Regions from separate parts of the Homo sapiens genome. Here region 1 is linked to region 2. The links are chromatin loops, found by intact Hi-C in ENCODE. Cell type or tissue: adrenal gland. All regions are shown on one strand. Links, peaks and the distances in the headings refer to the core of each region. The heading gives the core; the rest is flanking DNA. Region 1 overlaps PCBP1-AS1 (PCBP1 antisense RNA 1). Region 2 overlaps MXD1 (MAX dimerization protein 1).

Evidence for each region. Peaks named below come from ENCODE experiments on the same cell type or tissue, not always from the same donor. Only the 100,000 strongest peaks of a DNase experiment are listed, where the experiment ranks them.
Region 1: it touches region 2 in a loop (2.0-fold over the local background); 6 of 110 quality-filtered maps call a loop at or near these places.

The regions. Positions count from the first base shown.
Region 1 is chr2:70,042,184-70,047,562 of GRCh38, forward strand. The region is part of intron 6 of PCBP1-AS1 (PCBP1 antisense RNA 1); the gene reads right to left. It also overlaps a transcript of ASPRV1 not described here. Among named protein-coding and RNA genes, the nearest start is that of PCBP1-AS1, 42 kb to the right of the region's middle. In adrenal gland, for the core only: no CTCF peak of the experiment used is centred there; no DNase peak of the experiment used is centred there; H3K27ac peaks cover 2,437 bases.
Region 2 is chr2:69,932,538-69,937,916 of GRCh38, forward strand. It overlaps MXD1 (MAX dimerization protein 1), which reads left to right. Exons shown (of 6, transcript NM_002357.4): 4 at 2,814-2,928; 5 at 4,698-4,857. It also overlaps a transcript of ASPRV1 not described here. Among named protein-coding and RNA genes, the nearest start is that of MXD1, 20 kb to the left of the region's middle. RefSeq lists an enhancer at 4,772-5,307. In adrenal gland, for the core only: no CTCF peak of the experiment used is centred there; no DNase peak of the experiment used is centred there; H3K27ac peaks cover 1,219 bases.

The sequences.
Region 1 (5,379 bases), core at 59-5,058, 110 kb after region 2:
AGCTCTTTTTGAGGTGCAGGCAGCTGGACAGCTAACATGAAATCCAGGGCAAGAGCTCAACAAAGCTAAGAGCCTTGTTCCAGAAGGCAGCAGGACAGACTAGCATGGCATCTAATTAGCGCAAAGAGCACTAGGCGAAGTTCAAGGTGGTCAACACAGGGAGATCTGTGCATGGACAGAACTCTACCTACTAAAGCCTAGATGCAAGAAAAGGCTCTAGTATCAGATAAGTGACCTGGCCAGGGAAAGTGTGGAAAGTCCCTGGTGAGGGACTGACAGCAGGGCTTTAGTCCTGGACAGGGTTAGGAAGTCCAGGCAGAGGAACAAGACAAAGTTTGTACTTCTAGGTAAAAGCCAAAATAAAGGTGAGATGGAGGGAAAGCAGAAACTGATAGGCAGAGAGCTGTCATTCAGGGCATAGAACACATGCCCAGGAGTTCTTCCCTACTGGAGACACTGGCTCTAATATCCTAGTGATCAGCAGATCCTGCTTTCCACTAGACCTCGTGTATGAGGCTGCAGGGGTTGAGGGGAGAGGAAACGGTGTAGGATGTTCAGAAATCTCAAGTAGTGCTGATTCCATTAAGGTAGGGGGTACAGACCTTGCCAAACTTTGGGGGATAGGGAGGACAGGCCATTCCTAGGCTGCCCACTAGGGAAATGTGTCCAAAAAAATTAGCTAGAACCCAAGAGGCCTCAGTGAAGCTAAAAGTCTGGATCAAAAATAAAGTGCTCCAGACTTAGAATAGGAATATGGACAGTGAAATTGAACCTCAGGGTGGAGGCATCTATAAACCCAATTGTAAGGAGTTCAGAAAGGCACTGAGATTTGAGTTGCCTCTGTAAAATATGCCCTTGGGGGAGAAAACGCTGTGAGAATTCTAATCATAAAGGCAGTTAGAGAACACTGGTGAATGAAAGATGATGCCAAGTCAACTAGGAAGGGTCTCTCTTTGGAAGAACTCAGGCCAAAAAAGCTGTATGCCTTCTTTGGGAGGCCGAGGCGGGTGTATCACCTGAGGTCAGGAGTTCAAGACCAGCCTGGCCAACATGGTGAAACCCCATCTCCACTAAAAATACAAAAATTAGCTGGGCGTGGTGGTGCGCGCCTGTAATCCCAGCTACTTGGGACGCTAAGGCAGGAAAATCACTTGAACCCAGGAGGTGGAAGTTGCAGTGAGCCAAGATTGCTCTACTGCACTCCAGCCTGGGTGGCAGAGTAAGACAGAGTCTCGCATTTAAAAAAAAAAAAGTTGTATGTCTTAATCACAGGGACTATCTTTGCAGCTTCTGGATCAGCTCTTTTGGCTCCACAAAATTAGTGGACAAGGGGGAACTGCACCTTTGCATGGATACCCCAAGTGCTTTGTCATCGCTTTTTGCATGGCTTATTTTGCTTTCTGGTAAATTTCTTAGCATAGCTCATTGGGAAATTGAGACCAGAAGTTGTCCGTGACCACCAGCCACAAAGGAAATGCCCTGCCCTTGTTGCCACTGGTGGCCTCTTTTGCGCCACCATTTTGCATCATTTCTTGGAAGCTGTGCCTCCCCCTTCTAAGATCTGTGACAGTCTTTGTCTCAGTACATCACAGTAAACCACAGACCCAAAGGTCCAGCACTCCTGGTTACATTATAGCTGTCAGCTGCTCTCCAGACAACATTGTGCCTCCATCCGAACATGCTGGTGGGCTATCTACTCAGCACAACCTCTTTTGGGGTCATGGGCCTCCATAACCAGCACTGTCAGCTGCTTGTCTTTTCTCAGACAAAACTGTGAAGGAAACCAAGTATTTCTTTAGAGACCCAGCATCTCTCTTCAAGGCCTTTATCTCAAACTCATTGGTGTCTCCTTCTTGTCCCTGCAACTAGGGGCACAGTGCCTTCTCCTCCCTATCCCTTCCTCAGTCTGGTTCTCAGAAATCAATCTTATAAACTCATTCATACTTCCAGTTAACATGACCAAAATGTTTCACAATCAAAACTCTTCCTGGAGTCTCTTCATTTTTAATAGGGTCTCAAAGATTTAAATCAAGAAAAAGAAATTTCAATTGTGGGATCCCAAGCAATAGCAAACAGCTAGGGCAAGTTTTTGAGGGGCAGGACACATTCTTGGTCCCCTGAAATTATACCACTTGACAGACCAGCTCTTTTTATTCCATCACCTGACACCTTCAAGCCATCTCTTCTGCTAGCCCAGGGGCCAGGATCCCTGGATGTGTGCCAGCACCCACTGCTATCTGGTCTCCCTTGGAGAAGAAAAAAGGAGACACCTAATGTTTTGTTTTGTTTTTCTGAGACAGAGTTCCACTCTTGTTGCCCAGGCTAGAGTGCAATGACACGATCTCGGCTCACGGCAACCACCGCCTCGCGGATTCAGGCGATTCTCCTGCCACAGCCTCCCAAGTGGCTGGGATCACAGGCATGAGCCACCACGCCCAGCTAATTTTGTATTTTTAGTAGAGACGGGGTTTCTCCATGTTGGTCAGGCTGGTCTCAAACTCCCAACCTCAGGTGATCCGCCCACCTCGGCCTCCCAAAGTGCTGGGATTCCGGGCGTGAGCCACCACGCCTGGCTGAGACACCTCTTATTTACTCAGTAATCATTCACTGCAGTAGTCACACAACAGGTGCCACCAGCTCCAGTACATGCAGTGAGGATACACCACACCCTCACCTCTGGCCCCATCACACCTGACTTTGTGAGCCACATCAACAGATTTTATGTAGATGATAGGACAGAGCCACTTAAGCAGTAAACCAATTACCAGTGGTGTTTTGACACGTGTGGCCTATGCTGTGATGAAGAACAAAGGCTTTTTGAAATCCTCACCTACAGCCAATTGGTATCTTTCCCACATATGTTGCTGCAGCATCTCTATATATAGAATCTAGTATTCTATAAACAGAATGTTCTGGCTAAACACGTCCCAACAAGCAAAATCGCAAGGTGGGTAAAAATGGCATCTCATCACCCTTCTTTCTCCTACCCTCCTTTCCTAAATCTCACCAGGGACAGAAAAGCTCTGTGAAAACAGCATGGGCTCTGGCGTTGTACAGACTTGAGGAGAAATAAATCCTAGCTCAGCCTTTTTATTAGCTGTGTGACCTTGGGCAAGTTACATAACTTCTTTGACTTTCAGCTTGCCCATGTGCAAAAAATGGGAATACTTTATTGGTTTGTATTACAATTAAATAATGTATGAAAGCATCTAATACATGCCTGGCTCTCAAGGGACACAAGTTTCTGTTATCCATCTAAATTATCATGTACCTGGTATCCTCAAGCTATCAAAGCCAAAGTGTGTGCCCCACACAAATATTCCTTTCCTTTCCTAAACCCTACTGAAGCTGCCATCCCCTCTAAGAGCTGATCTAATCACACTGTTAAAAGGAATGCAATTCTGATGAAACGAATTCAAGTAAAACATAAACAACATTGCTGGGTTTCCATATTAACTCTGGGGGCGGGCGGTTTCTGCATTTAAAAAAGCCTGGTTGGGAGGCCGAGGTGGGTGGATCACTTGAGGTCAGGAGTTCGAGACTAGCCTGGCCAACATGGTGAAACCCTGTCTCTACTAAAAACACAAAAATTAGCCAGGCATGGTGGCACGCACCTATAATTCCAGCTACTTGGGAGGCTGAGGTGAGAGAATCGCTTAAACCCAGAGGCAGAGGTTGCAGTGAGCCGAGATCACACCACTGCACTCCAATCTGGGCAATAGAGCGAGACTCTAAAAAAGCCTGGAAATTCAAATGAGAGGCAGGACGTGTAATGGTGAAGCTCTCCTAAAGGACAGGAGACCAGTGTTCACCTTTTCCCCTGCAAGCACAGCCTCTTTCACTCTCTCTGCAGAAGATGAGAAACCAATCAGAGCTACAGAACATCAGCTCAGATTGCTGAATGTCACACCTCAAATCAACAACAGGTCCAGAATAGAACTTGGAGCCTTGGCTACCCCTCCTGCTCTAGTCAGCACATGTCACTTCCTTACCCAGGAAGATGTGGTGTTTTGTTTTTTGTTTTTTCCCTAGGAGGTTTCCAACACTATTTTAAACTCTTTGGACTCAAGCAACAGGATCTGACTATGGTCACAGCCTTGAAACAGTGTGCAGGAGGCCTGGACCTTACTTCTAGCATCACGCCTTTCTTTAAATGGTCTCAACAAGGCCCAGATTAACACAGGTGGTAGAATGGACCTATGTCTTGACTTGTCTCTTAGTGATCCAGGAAGGAGGATCACAGAGAAATTTCTAGGCTTCCCACATACAGGATCACAGAAGCAGATTATTAAGGCTAAAATCAGCCTAAGTATAATCACCTGACACATGTGCTATGCTGACTATAAATCACAATTCAGGATGGGAGTTCTTATTATTAGGTACTCTTTGGCGGTATGCATGTTCTCCTTTGCTTTCCTGGCAAGACCCTAGGAAGCCAAGGGCACTAGCTCAGGCTGGGGTCTGAGAAGCCAAACACCCCTGGGGGAGGGAGGGTGGTCGAAAAGGCTGGCTGGCAGCTTCAGCAGGTGGTATAAAGGGGAACTGAAGGTGAAGTCTAGGGTGAGGGAAGTACTGGTCCAGGCAGGATTACTCAACAGCATGTGCTCAGGGAACTGGCAAAACAAGAACAACAACAACAACAAATATTTTAAGTTACTTTATATTTATGAAAGTGGTAACCAAGGTAAAAATCAGAATTTTGCTGCATTTTCTTTATATTTTGCTAGGTTTCTTTATACTTGTTTTGCATTTACGCTGTTTTTAAAATACATACGGAGGGATGAAAGTATGAGGGACATAATAATTTTTCTATTGCTTAAGACTATTAAACAAATTCTTAATCTGGCCCCTGACTTCAGGAAGAAGCAAGGAAAACCAAGAGTTTGAACTTTCCAGGTCAATATTCATTTCTTCATTCAATAAATATTTCTTGAGGTGTTAGTAAGCATCAGGCCTTTGCTCAGTCCTGGGATACAGCAGCAAACAAAAGAGATGTGGTTCCTGGAGTTCAGTTTAGTGAGAGTGGGTAAGAACAAGAACAGGATCTAAAGCCAAAGGTCTATATTGGAAAACAGGCAAGATTCCACAGCCAGCAATTAAATGCCAACAGAAAAGCCCAGGGGCATGCAAGAAGCTATTCAGGAAGATGAGCTGGTTCAGAAAATGCTCTCATCCCCTCACTCACTTTGACAGGGGAGACAGCCACTGTGGTGGGTTGAATTCATCAATGTAAGTGCCCTCACAGCCAATGCCACCATGAAACTGCCCGTTCTCTGTTCACAGCCATGTAACTATATAAGCTATGTGCAAGATCTTGAAAGCTCCAAAGAAAAACACAAAATTGTCTACTGACAGAAATTCTAGAAGGTACAGCACGCC
Region 2 (5,379 bases), core at 57-5,056:
AATTCTGGTCCTATTTTTGTAGAACTAGGCCAGAAAACACTGAATGAACAAGTATTAGTCTCAGCTGGAATTAGTCAAATGGCTTATTTCTAGTTTCACGACTAGGAGTGTTCTTTGGAAACCCACATTTGGGTAGTGAAAATTGCACTTTCTGGGCAAGACTCCTATAAGGCTAGAAATGACAATGCATCAAAAGATGACTTTATTATATTTTTATCAGTGGACAAACTTCCTAAAAAAATTCACACACTCATATCTGCATATAAACCAACATCATAAAAGTACTAAAATGACACTGTTCTGAATCATGCAGTCTTTGCAAATAACAAGCTGGCTGAAAAATATCTAAATATAATTTTAATTTTTGAACTTTTTCTTCTAATTGGAAAATTAGCTCATACCTGTAATCCCAGCACTTTGGGAGGCTGAGGCAGGCAGATTGCTTGAGGTCAGGAGTTCGAGACCAGCCTGGCCAACATGGTGAAACCCCATCTCTGCTAAAAATACAAAAATTAGCCGGACGTGGTGGCGGGCGCCTGTAATCCCAGATACTCAGGAGGCTGAAGAAGGAGAATCTGTTGAGCCTGGGAGGCAGAGGTTGCCATGAGCTGAGATCACGGCACTGTACTCCAGCCTGGGCGACAAGAGCAAGAACTCTGTCTCAAAAAAAAAAAAAAAAAAAAAAAACAAAAAAAGAAAATTAGTCTATAAGTTTTATGGCAAGAAATAGACAAATTTATAAATGTATAAATTATACTTTCTCATAGTGTTTCTAATAACATGATCTATTTTCATGGCTCTTTTTGAAGAATATTATCCAAGATGAACAAGTATATTTTACATACAAGTTTTCTTCCCTTCCCTGGTCCCCACCACATGCAGTAGTGGGAGGAGCACACCTGTAACATGAGTCTTTGCTCTGACTCTGCCACATGGACAGGTTTTTCAGAAGAAGTGAAAGACTTACAAAATAGTAAAGCCCTTGTGCTATTACCTCTTCCTAGCTCAGAAATGAATGCTGTACTCCCCAAGCTTGCCAAGCCTTAGAGCACCCTTGGAGAGTTTAGGACAACTTCCTCATGACCTAGAAGAGGCAGGAGGCTCAGAAGGAAGGAAGTCTAATGCCTTGCTTACTAGCCCTGCCTTAGGGGAACATCCTGAAGTCTCCCTGGAGAGTGTGAATTGACTTCTTACATTAATATCATGCATATTCACCTGTCCTATAGCTTTCTGAAGCCATTTCCTTTCTTTGGTCTATATTTTCAACTTTTGCTATTACAGTACAATTCTTAAGAGGAAAAAGGGCAAACCTATAAGGCATTGCATTGTTTCCCAATTCAGCTGGAGGGGAGCCTCCTAGACCCCAGGGAACTCTGCTCCAAGTAGGTTGTGTGTGGGCAATGAATGTTATCTAAAACCTGAAGACTCTGAGCACTGCTGAAGGTGCAAAGATGCAGTAGAGATGGACTCTGTCCTCTAGAAGCTTAAAGTCTAGTTGAATAGATGACATAATCCATTCAGCAAACACTTATTAAGCATGTGTGTGTTTGAGGCACGGTGACAGCACAGCAATGATTAAGCTGCAATCCTGACTTTCTAAGGAGACTGCAATGAATGGTTAAGTAAGAAATATGAAACAAGTCAGGCAGTACAGTGAACTTCCCAGTGAATAATATAAACAGTTAAGTGGTGCTTAGAAAATAGAGGAATCACTGTGAGCTAGGATGGCTTGGGAAGGCTTTAAGGAGGTGGTAAGCTTAAGCAAAACCCCCAAATCTCAGCTGCTTCTTACATTCATAGAATTTTCCAGGTTCTAGAATAAAGCACAAACCATTTCAAGGAAATGTAAATTTCTCAGTTGGAGCAACTCTCGTGCTCTCTCTTCAGTCAGTTGCCGTGGCTGCTGCTTCATCCAGCCCTTCTCCCTCTCCCACTCCGTGCCATTGCATCAGTCTGACATACTCCAAGAACAAAAAGTATAAAAAATGACTCAGTAAAAACCCCCATCACTTCCTTCCTTATCTCTGTCTGACTGTTCCTTGCCTTCTCCCTGCCCAGCCAGTTTCTTATGTGTCATTCCAGAGTTTGTCTACATACAAGAAAACATGAATATAGATTCTTGTTTTCCTCCATCTTTAAGATAGCATGGTATACTCACAGTTTGGAATCTTGCTTTTCTCCACTTAACAATATATCTGGAAAATCTTTCCTAATAGGACATAAAGCACATTCTCATTCTTTTTGATAGCTACATAGTACTACACGGTGTGGATGTAGCATAATTTATTTAACCAGTTCCCTCCTGGGTGGTCATTTGGGTTGTTTCAATCTTTGCTATTACAAATAAAGCTTCAACAAATAACTCCACAGATATATATGCTCCTTGACTTATGATGGGGTTATGTCTCAAGAAGCCCATCATAAATAAAAAACATCCCAAGTCTAATATGCATTTAATACTTCAATAAACTCATTATAAATTTAAAAAATTGTAAGTTGAACCATCATGAGTCAGGGACCATTACTGTATATAGTATTTACACATGTGAATGACTATATAATAGCAGATATTATTCCCTACCCCAGCACTTGTATTATCAATAGACTTAGCTTCGAAAACCTTGGATTTTGCTTCTCATTGGTTTTCACCAGAGTTGTCTGGTTCAAAATATGTTTATTCAGCAAAAGGTCATTGGTAGCATTTGCCATCGCAAGGCCTGGGCAACTTCACACTCTTTGAGAACTCATTCTGCCTGGGGTGCTTCTGGCCCACTGTGAAACTCTCAAATGCTACTGTGGTCTTGTTTTCATAGACGGGCTCATCTTCGCTTGTGCCTGGAGAAGTTGAAGGGGCTGGTGCCACTTGGACCCGAATCAAGTCGACACACTACGTTGAGTTTATTAACAAAAGCCAAATTGCACATAAAGGTAAGTGTATTGTTGGGATGCTGCTTTATCTTTACCTGTTCAGTGAGGGTTTGTCTGTTGTTACATCTCCAGGACAGTCCTCTCCCCTGAACTCCTCCAGTCTAGCTATTGGATGAATCACAGGTACCTCAAATGCAACATATTCAAAACCCAACTGAGTGTTTCTCACTCCCATGCACCAGAGGTTAAATGGTCCATCCAACTCTCCATCCAGTTGTACAAGCCAGAAATTCAGGAGTCCGTGATAGCTCCTGCTCCTTAACCATATATCTAGGCCATCTCCAAGGCCTAAATATTTTGCAACCGGTCTACTTCCATCTTCATCCCCACTGTCTACTGCAATAAAATCCTCAGAGGTCTCCCTATATCCCTCTGGGTCCCTCCCGTCTGCTTTCCATGCTTCCTGAGAACAGTCCTTCCAAGGTGCAAATCAACACGTGACCTTGTTTAAAATTCTTCTGTGGCTCAGGACAAGCTCTGTCACCTGGTCTGCCCCAGATTCTGCCTTGCCTGGTCCTCACTTGCCTCTGCAGCACCATCTTGTTCCCCAATTCCCCTTTCTCCAGCCCTTCTTCCAGTCCCTGGCACTGTCATATTGTCTTACTTTAGGGCCTTTGTCAATGCTCTTCCCTCTGCTTGGTACACTTTCCTCTCTCTTCTTCACCTAGAGGACTTCTACTTATTCTTCAGATCACAGTGCAAGTCTCTCTAGCTCTGATAATCCTTCGCTGACTTTCCCAACTCAGTGACCTCCTTCCTGTGACAGGTGGTCCCATCACTGGGTATCTCTTAGCCCTGTCATAACTGACATTTGACAGTGGTTTGTGTGACCATTGTGTTGTCTCAATCCTTAGACTATACACCCCACGAGGGAGGGGACTGGGTCTTTGTGCTCACCTCACAGCCCCAGCACCTCCTAGGGTATCGGGCACAGAGTTGACACTCTCTTTGCTACCTGAATAGCAAAGGGTAAGGGGAATTGGATTCAAAGTCTTGAGAGCCACAGCCAAAATCCCTGTTTAGCATGTTTGTATAATCATATTATAGTTGGACAAATGTTACTTTAATTATGGTTAGAAGCCTGCATTCATGACAATTCTGGGAGAAAACCTCTATTTAAAGCAAAACAGCTACAATTAAACAATCTTCTTAATTATCTGAAGAATATGAGAAGCTGGGGGCAGATTTATAAAAATGAGTATTCTATGGAAATGTGTTTTCTAAACTCTTCTGTTGGACAAATTAGAATCAGGACATCAAAAGGGACTATTATTTCCTGCTAACAAACAGAAGTTAATTGAGATTTGGCATGACACAAAAAAGTGCTTATGTAATTGGGACATGTACTTGAATAAACATAGTTTTAAATGGAAGCGTGTTTCTTAAGCTCCCATCAAGTGCAGTTTTCTAGTCCGGAGATCAGGTGTTCAGGGGATTGCTGCAAACAAGGGAGATCAGGTTGGGGACTGCTGCCTGCAGTCTTTCTGATACTAAAACTGAGGGCTACCAGGGTGCCAGTATGTGAGAGCTCACCCCCAGAATCCCTGTGACAGGACAAGTACCCCCAGCACTGGCGATGCTGAAGAGTCAGACGAAGCCAGGAGTCACTGGCCAGTCGACTTCCTGTCTCAGGGAGAAGCTTGATGAGTGGCACCGAAAGGCGTCTGAGGAAGTGTGGCGCATTCCACTGCTAGAAGGGAAGATGCGGGGGCCATTGCCCATTTAGAGATCTCCCTGTGGGGCCCAACAACTACCCCTTTGACTTGCAGAAACTTGAAGATTGTGACAGAAAAGCCGTTCACCAAATCGACCAGCTTCAGCGAGAGCAGCGACACCTGAAGAGGCAGCTGGAGAAGCTGGGCATTGAGAGGATCCGGATGGACAGCATCGGCTCCACCGTCTCCTCGGAGCGCTCCGACTCCGACAGGGGTGAGCCTCTCTCACTCTCCTCCCTGTCTCCCTTGTGCTCCCCAACCCCAGAGCAGGGGTTCAGTACTGCGGACAGGAGGCAGAGTGTAAGAAGAACTAAGACACTGGGTATGATGTAGAGAAGTCGAACAGTGTGACCTCCAGTGACAGGTTCCTTCTCCCTGCTAACACTTAGGTGACAACCCCAGAAGAGTTTGATTGGTGTCAGTTTTCAGCCTAGTTTGTTTTGTTTTGTTTTGAGACGGAATCTTGCTCTGTCACCCAGGCTGGAGTGCAGTGGTGTGATCTTGGCTCACTGCAACCTCCGCCTCCCGGGTTCAAGCGATTCCCCTGCCTAAGCCTCCCAAGCAGCTGGGATTACAGGCACACACCACAATGCCTGGCAAATTTTCCTATTTTTGTAGAGATGAGGTTTCACCATATTGGCCAGGCTGGTCTCGAACTCCTGACCTCAAGTAATTCACCCACCTTGGCCTCCCAAAGTGCTGGGATTACAGGCGTGAGCCACCACACCCAGCCAAA